Regions from separate parts of the Homo sapiens genome. Here region 1 is linked to region 2. Evidence: chromatin loops called from intact Hi-C (ENCODE). Cell type or tissue: psoas muscle. All regions are shown on one strand. Links, peaks and the distances in the headings refer to the core of each region. The heading gives the core; the rest is flanking DNA.

What was found. Hi-C counts contacts between places; a loop is a spot of excess contacts. Peaks named below come from ENCODE experiments on the same cell type or tissue, not always from the same donor. Only the 100,000 strongest peaks of a DNase experiment are listed, where the experiment ranks them.
Region 1: it touches region 2 in a loop (2.5-fold over the local background); 6 of 110 quality-filtered maps call a loop at or near these places.

What each region holds. Positions count from the first base shown.
Region 1 is chr1:10,336,196-10,341,571 of GRCh38, reverse strand. It overlaps KIF1B (kinesin family member 1B), which reads right to left. Exons shown (of 49, transcript NM_001365951.3): 29 at 4,830-4,915; 30 at 4,369-4,498; 31 at 4,039-4,201; 32 at 1,713-1,803. Among named protein-coding and RNA genes, the nearest start is that of PGD, 60 kb to the left of the region's middle. In psoas muscle, for the core only: a CTCF peak has its summit at 3,327 (motif pointing right); DNase peaks (open chromatin) are centred at 1,571 and 3,321; H3K27ac peaks cover 315 bases.
Region 2 is chr1:10,150,679-10,156,054 of GRCh38, reverse strand. UBE4B (ubiquitination factor E4B) reads right to left here. Exons shown (of 28, transcript NM_001105562.3): 21 at 4,494-4,729. Among named protein-coding and RNA genes, the nearest start is that of KIF1B, 57 kb to the left of the region's middle. RefSeq lists a silencer at 701-902. In psoas muscle, for the core only: a CTCF peak has its summit at 2,897 (motif pointing right); DNase peaks (open chromatin) are centred at 580 and 2,889; H3K27ac peaks cover 4,365 bases.

The DNA of each region.
Region 1 (5,376 bases), core at 292-5,291, 190 kb before region 2:
CTTCAGGTATTCAAGATCTTCCATACTTTGCCTCAACTGATCTTGGCCCCTGTTGTCCTTCCCACACTTACTATTCTGGCTCACTCACTCACCTGCTGCTCCTTTCACCTGCTCTCTCCTCAGCTGTGCCAAGGACTGGCCCAGGCTGCAACCCTGCCTGGAAGGCCCTTCCAGCACATCCATGCATGTACTGACTATGGCCTATGTGCCAGGCACAATGCCAAGTTTGACACACCTTTTCTTGCTTATACTACATCCTTCAGGGAGCTTCCTATCCCCTTTCTCCACCCAACTATCCTCCCCAACAAAAAGTAACTTAAAATAGCTTTCCATTAATAGAAATAACTTTCCCTTTCTCCACTCCCACTGCATTTAGTGAATATTTTCTCATGTTCATCTTTGCATGACTGGTGTTTATGTATGCATTTTATTTCCCCTATCGTAATTCGAAGCTCACTGGGAGCATCTGAGATTCATCTGCATTCCCCAGTTGTCAGGCACAATCCTTGTGCACAGCAGCTGATCAAAGTTTATCAGATACATGCTTGCTTATATTTATACCAACATGAAAAAGAAGATGGCATATTTTGTGTTTGCTTGTTCCATCTTTGAAGTTCTCCTTTCCTCTCTTACTTTAGAGAGCAGACATGGTTAGCAAGAGAATGAGAGACAGTTTCATGTAGTAGTGAATATCCTGAATACCAGAGCTAAATTTCTCTGAGCTTAAGTCCTATCTCTGCCTCTTGTAACACTGATGAGTAACTTTATTTTTATTATTACTTTTTTATTTTTTTTGAGATGGGAGTCTCGCTTTCTTGCCCAGGCTGGAGTGCAGTGGCACAATCTCAACTCACTGCAACCCCCCCATCCTGGGTTCAAGCAATTCTCGTGTCTCAGATGGGATTTCACCATGTTGGCCAGGCTGGTCACAAACTCCTGACCTCAAGTGATCCACCTGCCTCGGCCTCCCAGAGTGCCGGGACAGGTATGAGCCACTGCGCCCAGCCTGATGAGTGACTTTAATTGCTCTATGCTTCAGTCATCTCAGCTAACACAGGGATTATCTTAATCTATGGTATAAAGGTAAAGATTAAATTACACAAAAACTCTCAGAACAGTGACTAACACAAAATAAACTCTCAGTGAATATTAGCTATTGTGATGAGGATAATGACTTTGGAATAGAGTTTGAATGAAATTTCACGTAAGAGAGGGAAGGGTCTGTTTTCTTACTCCACGTAGGAATACAGTTGTAAAGGGCATTAATGTGTTAATTATACTATCAGTTGCAAGGAAAACAGATCTAAATCTTAATTTAGCTACAGAAGGTATTTGATATTTTTTATGTTATTTGCAATCGAGCAACATAAGTATCTTAGGGTTTAAAGGACAATGCATTCACTTTAATAAAACTCTTATTAAGCATGCTTATTTTTCTAGGACAGAAACACTAAAACAACTCATTGCATTCAAACTGATGGAAGATTTTATTGGCAGACGAACCCACATTCACTAGGCCCACTGTAACACAGACAAGAAGGCTTGCTGCTCAGGCCGCTGTGGATGACCTCACCACTCTAGCCACGCCCTCTATTGTCTACTCTCCCCCTGCACAGCCAGTGACTTGTACCTCTTCTTATCACCCTTCCCGGGCTGAGAAAGCCAAGGTACCAGAAAAACATATGTTTGGCAAAAAGGTCCATGTCACTTACATTCTGCACATGATAAAAGGCCAGGGGACTTCCTCTGCCATTGTTTTTGAGGGGCTCCGTGGAGAATGCTTCATCATGGCGATGCAAAAAGCTTCATAAAAAAAATAAAAAGACTCGTGAACAATGCATTAAACGGTTTTATCAGAATCTCTTTCAAGAGCCCAATGTGGATCCTACAGAAAGAAGCATTCCACTTAAGCAGATTCTTTAAGTTATTTACTTTCCTTGTCAAGAACCTTTTCCATATTGCACAGAGGGCATTTTAGATTTTATTTCAAAAATGACTGAAAAATTAACTGACCCTGATCACTTAGCTATATGGAGGTATATGCAAGAATGCTTTAGAGAGAGTGAAGAAGTACATTCAATTAACTCCTCTTCCTTTGTAAAAGCTTTTTACTAAAAATAAAAACAATGTCATTTTGTACAGACAAAATTTAGCAGACTCAAGCTTCCACAGTTAGTGCGAGAGCCTGTGGATGGCATAGTTACATAAGAGTCTGTTGTGGATTCAAATGTCACCTCTTCCAGGCAGTCTTTCCTGACTTACCCTGGCAGCTTTGTGTTCCCACATTACTAGTAATGTTTTTTTCCTTAATAGCAATGATTTCACTGTAATAATGTATTTATATGCCTCTCTCCCCCAGACAGCAAGCGTTTTCCCACAGGTCTCGACACACAGAAGATACTCTGGAAAGATTTGTTAAAACAATGGGCTATATTTAGTTATTTTCACAGATAGTGAGATGTTATCGTTCTCTCTCTCTCTCTCCCTATTATTAGTCTGAAATAAAAAGAACTGCACAGTTAAAGAGGACCCAACACAAAGATTTACTGCCAGATAGAAAAATCCATCAGAAGGACACCCCTTCCATCAAGAAAAAATGGAGAAAAAGAAACTATTTTCAACTGGGGGGACAGACAGACTGGTAATATGAACTTGTTGTCTTCCAAATTAGTTCACCCGTCTGAGAACACTAGCATGCTTTTGCCAAGTGCTCCAAATCCCTGATTCCTGTATTGCTGGCACCGCAGCATTCCTGGGGTTCCCTGACGACAGGTGAACTCATTCACAGTGCTCTGCAGCCATACCTTCCCGGCACAGGCCAGAGGAGCGACTATAAAAACACAGGACGCCTTTGAGGCTGCTTTCAACAGAAGCAACATGCCCTTTTCCCCAGAGCTAACACCAGGTAGAGATGCTGCTCTTTTTAGGAGATTGTAGGACAAAGGTCAACTCACTATTATTGTCACTTCAGACATCAGTTAACCAAATAGATGTTTTCCATAAAACGTATCAGTTGCCTGATTAGAATAATAGCAACAGTTCCAAAAAACAGATTCATCTGGTGAACACTATCCTGCCCTAAGTTTGAGGGTATGAGTGAAAACACATTAAATAGGTGAAATCAATGCTCAATGGGTAATATTCCAACAACTATGACTTGTAGCAAATGATATTAGTGGCTTACTATATAGTGATCACATTTAATTTAAATCACATTTGACTCAATTTTCTGTGATAAAACCTATACAAAAGCTTTATAAACTGCACTAGGACCCATGGGACGGCCAAGGCACATTCTGAGGGGAGAGGGATGGCAGAACCCAAAGCAGCCTCTTGGTGGCACCAGTGGCAAACTGAGGGCGGTAGGTATGGAGGGGTCACACTTCAGTCTCTTGTACTGTGGCCCTTTCCAAGTACTGAAAAGACAAATTGAAGTTTGGAGGTATTAAAACTGAAGATTCACAAAAAAATGTTTTCCTGGGGCAGTCTTGAGAAGAAAGCATCCAGAGCACAGGGTTTGAGAGGGCCGCGGGAAAGAGCAAGTCCTATGTAGATGAGAAATGAGAGGTATCACATCTTCCCTACATACTAGCTTTTTTCAGTTGATGTAGAATTTATCCTTCTTTACATTGTTTAAATTTTCCTTTTCCCGAGTATTAAATAGGCGTAATTGCTAGCTAGATAAGTCATTGCTTTCAGGCTTATTAATAAGACATTTCAACATGAAGAGGACTAGAAAGACTCATCAACAGGCTTATGTGATCAGACCCTACATTCCTGGTAAAGGGGGACCGCTCACAGCAGAGCCCTGCAGCAGGATGTGCAGCATGCTCCTCCTGCCAGGGAACCCTGTTGCATTCCAGGACAGGTTTCTGGTTCTCACTCCCATAGGAGTGATGAAAGTATTTTCCTTCAGAGACTGATCAGTCTTTGTCTCAAGAGTGTTAATCCCTCACACATGTAAAGCACTCTACAGTGCACAAGAGATGTCACCTCGGTTAGCAGCTAGCTGGGAGGCAGAGCAAAGGGGCAGCTTACTTGAACTGACAGAAGATATCTGCATACTCTGGGAGGATTCCACTGGCCTGCAACACTGTTACTCGGAAAGTGAAGGCACTGCCCAGTTTCAGGTGGTTGCCAATCTCTTCAGAAAACCCTTCCATTACCATCTTACCATCCAGCAAAGTGCTTGACTTCAAATCTAAAGAGGGTCAAATGAAGACACAGATGGTTCAAATAATGCAAAGAGGAGGGAGTTGGGCATGCTTTCCATTCCTAGTTGATGAAGGCCACTATGTCCCTTGATAATGGTCAATATTTTCCCTTTGTCGAAAATGTCCCCAAGCACAGTAAACTATGTCTACATACCCAAGTCATTAATTCGACTGATTTCTTCTGGAGGAGTGATGACCTCAGAACTCTGACCCTGTCCTTCCACAATCCTCAACTCCTCCAAGGACAGACCAGAACGAGTCATTGCAACAGACGAAAAGTCACTCTGAAAAAAAGGCAGGGGCAGATACATGGTAAAGTAGTATAAAAACGTATTTTTCCCCAGTTGCCTTACTTCTGTTTATCTGTCCAACAAATAATAGTGACTGGAAAATTATATGGACTGAGGGCTGTCTGAGGAAAGGCAATGAATAAAATATGAATATTGAGTCTATACACCTTTACCTTCATAATTGTTAGACATGTCCCATATTCTATTGAACTACTCTGTGGCAACCAGCACCCTGTATTTTTCAGTTTTACAGGAGAACTGATCTCCAATGCTGAACATTCTTTCTCTTTCCACAGGGTTTTCCTTCTTCCTGACGGTTTCTCACCTGATTAAAGTATTCATTATCAAAAGATATTTTAGCTGTTCCTGACTGTCGAATTCCAGAGCCATAATCAGGAGCTTCTTCATCCGCTAAAGCAGAAAAAAAAATTAGCAAGAATTGAGTGAGACTACACAGGGGGAGGGAGGGAAAAAGCTCTTGCTGGATTATAAACTCAAGTCTTTGGCATGAGAGAATGATACCAAAGTAGTAACACGGCATGGGCTGCTTCGCACTCTATTCATGTAGATTTATCAACTTCCTCAGCTCAAATGAGACTAGTCAATAAAGAATCGGTTTCAGGCCGGGTGCGGTGGCTCACGCCTGTCATCCCAGCACTTTGAGGGGCTGAGGTGGGCAGATCACGAGGTCAGGAGTTCGAGACCAGCCTGACCAACATGGTGAAACCCCGTCTCTACTAAAAATACAAAAATTAGCCGGGCGTGGTGGCGGGCACCTGTAATCCCAGCTACTCAGGAGGCTGAGGCAGGAGAATTGCTTGAACCCGGGAGGCGGAGGTTGCAGTGAGCCGAGATTGCACCACTGCACTCCA
Region 2 (5,376 bases), core at 310-5,309:
GCCTTCTTTCTTTTTTTTTTTTTTTGAGATGGAGTCTCACTCTGTAGCCCAGGCTGGAGTACAGTGGCAAGATCTTGGCTCACTGCGACCTCCACCTCCCAGGTCCCGGTTCAAGCAATTCCCCAGCCTCAGCCTCCCAAGTAGCTGGCATTACAGGCCCCCACCACCACACCCGGATAATCTTTTGTATTTTTAGTAGAGACAGGGTTTCGCCATGTTGGCCAGGCTGGTCTCAAACTCCTGGCCTCAAGTGATTCACCTGTCTCGGACTCCCAAAGTGCTAGGATTACAGGCGTGAGCCACCACGCCCAGCCTAACTTGAGCATTTTCTAAGCTAGAATACTATCTCTGTGGTGTTAAGAGGAGCTTGTTCCACATACTGATCTTGTGTGTGGCAACTTTTAATTTATATCTGAGGGTCCCATCTGCTCAGGGACCAGGACCTAATCAGCCAGGTCTTCACATGGAGGTGATGAGCACTGGGGACTATGTCTGTGATGCCTCCCTCAGGGGTACCCTCACACCGGTCCCTTAGTAGCTGTAGGAAGACCAGCACAGTAGCCAGGGGGACCTGTGCTAAAGGGCATCTGCGAGGTTGCTGCCACTTGCTAGCCACTGACCTTCAGCAAGCTTCTTGACCCTTTTAAGCTTCAGTTTCCTCATTTGTAAAGTGGATGTATTTATAGTACTATCTTTAGGACTGCCGTGGGGATTAAGTGAAAGGATTAGTAAGCATTCAATAAGTGGTGGCTATTATTAGTACAGATGTCATCCATCTATGACTGAAGAGGTGGTCCAGGCCAGAGGGCACACATGGCAAAGAGGAAAGAGAGAACAACCCCCACCCAATTCCTTCTGGAACATTCCCAGCAGGACTCCACTAGGCCCAGCACTCGTCTTATAGGCAACAGGCCCAGTTCTGTTGTGTAAACACAAATACACAAACACACACACACACACACACACACACTCTCTCTCTCTCTCTCTCTCCTGAAGCCACAGTGACAGGCCCAGAACACTGACTACAAAATAAATTTAACTAAAATTGTTTTGTCTTTACTACTAACAATACATGTTTACTGTAGAAAAATTAAGAAGTTCAGATAATAAAATAAAAATAAAAACTATTTATAATGCTACCATTCAAAAATAACCAATGCGCTGTTACTATTTTGGTATATGTCCTTCCCTACATTCCTTTTTTTTTTTTTTGAGATGGAGATTTGCTCTTGTAGCCCAGGCTGGAGTGCAATGGCACGATCTTGGCTCACTGCAACCTCTGCCTCCCTGATTCAAGTGATTCATCTGCCTTAGACTCCAGAGAAGCTGGGACTATAGGTGTGCACCACTACGCCCAGCTAAATTTTTTTGTATTTTTAGTAGAGACGGGGTTTCACCATTTTGGCCAGACTAAGCCTCCAACTCCTGACCTCAGGTGATCCTCCTGCCTCAGCCTCCCAAAGTGCTGGGATTACAGGCGTGAGTCACTGAGCCCGGCCAGTTGTTTTTATTATTTTCACTGCACTGCTTTATAAATAATGCTGTGGAGAACATCACTTACAAACATTCGTAATTATTTCCATTGAATAAATTTCAAGAAATTAAATTCTTATGTCAGAGTATAGCTATTCAGCTGTTGTCTCGTAGCTCCAAATCCACTCTTTTTTTTTAAAATTTTTTTAGATCTCGGCTAACTACAACCTCCACCTCCCGGGTTCAAGCTATTCTCCTGCCTCAGCTTCTCAAGTTGCTGGGATTACACGCATGCGTCACCCGGCTAATTTTGTTTTGTTTTGTTTTTTGTTTTGTTTTTGAGATGAAGTCTTGCTCTGTCACCAGGCTGAAGTGCAGTAGCGCGATCTTGGCTCATTGCAACCTCTGCCTCCCGGGTTCAAGAGATTCTCCTGCCTCAGCCTCCCGAGTAGCTGGGACTACAGGCACATGCCACCATGTCCAGCTAATTTTTGTTTTTGAGACGGAGTTTTGCTCTTGTTGCCCAGGCTGGATTACAATGGCGCGATCTTGGCTCACCGTAACCTCTGCCTCGCGGGTTCAAGTGATTCTCCTGCCTCAGCCTCCCAAGTAGCTGGGATTACAGGCATGTGCCACCATGCCAGGCTAATTTTGTATTTTTAGTAGAGACAGGGTTTCACCATGTTGGTCAGGCTGGTTTTGAACTCCCGACCTCAGGTGATTCGCCCACCTCAGCCTCCCAAAGTGCTGGGATTACAGCGTGAGCCACTGTGCCAGGCCTAATTTTTGTATTTTTAGTAGAGACGGGGTTTCACCATGTTGGCGAGGCTCATCTCGATCTCTTGACCTTGTGATCCACCCACCTCAGTCTTCCAAAATGCTGGGATTACAGGCGTGAGCCACCACGCCCGGCCTTTTACTTTTAGTAGAGACTAGGATTCACCATTTTGGTCAGGCTAGTCTCGAACTCCTGACCTCAGGTGATCCACTGCCTTGGCCTCCCAAAGTGCTGGGATTACAAGTGTAAGCTACTGTGCCTGGCCGAAACCCAGTCTTTTTACCCTTTTTTTTTTTTTTTTTTTTTTTTTTTTAGAAACAGGGTCTTGCTTTGTTTCACAGGCTGGAACGCAGCAGCAAGATCATAGCTCACTGCAGCCTTGAACTCCTGGGCTCAAGCCTTCCTCCCACCTCTGCCTCCTTAGTAGCTGGGACAACAGGCATCTAATTTTTAAATTTTTCGTAGAGATGGGGTCTCGCCATGTTGCCCAGGCTGGTCTCCAACTCTTAGGCTCAAACAATCCTCCCACCTTGGCCTCCTAAAGTGCTAGGATTATTAGCTGGAGTCACCGTGCCCAGCCCACATGCACTCTTTGTAGTTGGCTTTGTGATTCTGGGGCTGGCACTGCAGAATCTTTCCTTTGGCAGCCCGCCCTCTCTAGGGTTGCCAATAGGGGGTGCTGCAGGAGAACTGGAAAACTGAAGGAGAAACAAGGGACTTAGGACCTTGCACTTACTGTCAGCAGTAGCAGTTGGTTCCAATTTTCAGCTTTGTCTCGTACCCCCAGAGCTAGCAACCGTGCACAACCCCCGAGAGAGACACCAGCACCTACTGGCCAAGGGCCTTCCACAGAGGACTGGGTCCTAGCTCCGTCCAAGCCCTCATCAGGGCAGCTGGGTTCTGAGATCCCCAGGCTCTTCCCTTGGGTCCCCAGACTGAGGGATAGAAGATGGCTACTTCCTGCACCTACTATTTGTTATCCCAGTGCTTTTTTTTTTTCTTTTTTGAGACGGAGTCTTGCCCTTTCTCCTAGGCTGGAGCACACTGGTGTGATCTCAGTTCAATGCAACCTCTGCCTCCTAGGTTCACTCGATTCTCGTGCCTCGGCCTCCTGAGTAGCTGGGATGACAGGCGCCGCCCGCCACACCCAGCTAATTTTTGTATTTTTAGTAGAGACGGGGTTTCTCCATGTTGGCCAGGCTGGTCACAAATTCCTGATCTCAGGTGATCCACCCGCCTCGGCCTCCCAAAGTGCTGGGATTACAGGTATGAGCCACCGCACCTGGCCCCGATAAAAGCATTTTTAAGGCTCTTGGTGTGGGCTGCTAAACTGCCTTTCAGAAAGGCTTTAAATTTGCATTCTCATGAGAGTTTCATAGCACTAAATCTGCACACTGGCTATAGGGTAGATTAAGCAGGTTTTTTTGCAGGTTAGCTTACTTCTCCACAACCATGTTTGTACCAGGTATTTTCAACTTAAGAAATAAATTTGACAGGTGAAAAGTGGTATTATTATTATTATTATTATTATTATTATTATTATTTGAGACGGAGTCTTGTTCTCTTGCCCAGGCTGGAATACAGTGGCGGGATCTCGGCTCACTGCAACTTCTGCCTCCCGGGTTCAAGCAATTCTCCTCCCTCAACCGCCCTGGGACTACAGGCACCTGCAACCATGCCCGGCTAATTTAATTTTTTTTTCTATTTTTAGTAGAGATGGGGTTTCACCATACTGGCCAGGCTGGTCTTGAACTCCTGACCTTGTGATCCGCCCGCCTCGGCCTCCCAAAGTGCTGGGATTACAGGCATGAGCCACCGCACCCGGACCAAGAATATGCATTTTTAACAAGCTCCCTGTTTCACCCACACTTTGGAAAGTGGGTTATAGGATAGTGTTAAAAAACAAATGCTGTAAGTTCAAAGGTAAAATGAACCAGATAATTCCATTCAGATAACACTACCAACTTGTGCTCTTGATACCCTGGGTCTCGGTGCCAATCATCTGACTTTCAGTAGTTCCTGCTGAATCATCAGAGACCAGTAGGTGGAATGGTTGTCCTATTCCTAACTACTCAGGGCAAGAAGAACCAAAAGTACATCCTCTGCAGGCCACAGGTTAGTAGGCTATACACACAGGTAGCAGGATATTAGGTAACAGGCTTAGAGCAACGTCGTCCACTAGCTTTAGATGACCTTACCTAAGTTGGCCTGCCATGTGCTACACTGTGTTCCAGCAACCTACCTGTATAAAACTTCATCAGGGAAGGTACCAACAACTTGGTGGAGAGAGGATGGTTCTCAATCATTTCAAAAAACTTCTGGGTTCGTGGCTGAACAGCAGGGTTGGTCATAAACATGACTTCTACCAGTTTGGCCACCAAATATGGGTTTCGGATGTAGTTCTGGTTGCACAACATCACAACAAGGAACATCACAATATCCTGAGTACAGGGCTCATAAAGCGCCTGGGGAGAGTATCTGAACAGAGGCAAGAAGAGCAAGAAAGAGACCGCTGAGAAACTGCTGAGAAACTCATCTTGGGTGAAGGCTGGTGTCAGTAAGTGAGGAGGGGAAGGCAGGATAAGTAGGTTTGGGAGTGCCCTTGAACTCATTCAGTTTACAGTGACTTTTTTTTTTTTTTGAGACAGAGTCTCGCTCTGTCGCCCAGGCTGGAGTGCAGTGGCGCGATCTCGGCTCACTGCAAGCTCCGCCTCCCAGGTTCACGCCATTCTCCTGCCTCAGCCTCCCGAGTAGCTGGGACTACAGGCACCTGCCACCATGCCCGGCTAATTTTTTTTGTATTTTTAGTAGAGATGGGGTTTCACCATGTTAGCCAGGATGGTCTCGATCTCCTGACCTCGTGATCCGCCCGCCTCGACCTCCCAAAATGGTGGGATTACAGGCATGAGCCACTGCGCCCAGCCTATTTTTTTTTTTTTTTCTTGAGATGGAGCCTCGCTGTGTTGCCCAGGCTGGAGTGCAGTGGCACAATCTCGGCTCACTGAAACCTCCGCCTCCAAAGTTCAAGCGATTCTCCTGCCTCAGCCTCCTGAGTAGCTGGGACTACAGGTGCCTGCCACCATGCCCAGCTAACTTTTGTATTTTTAGTAGAGATGGGGTTTCAC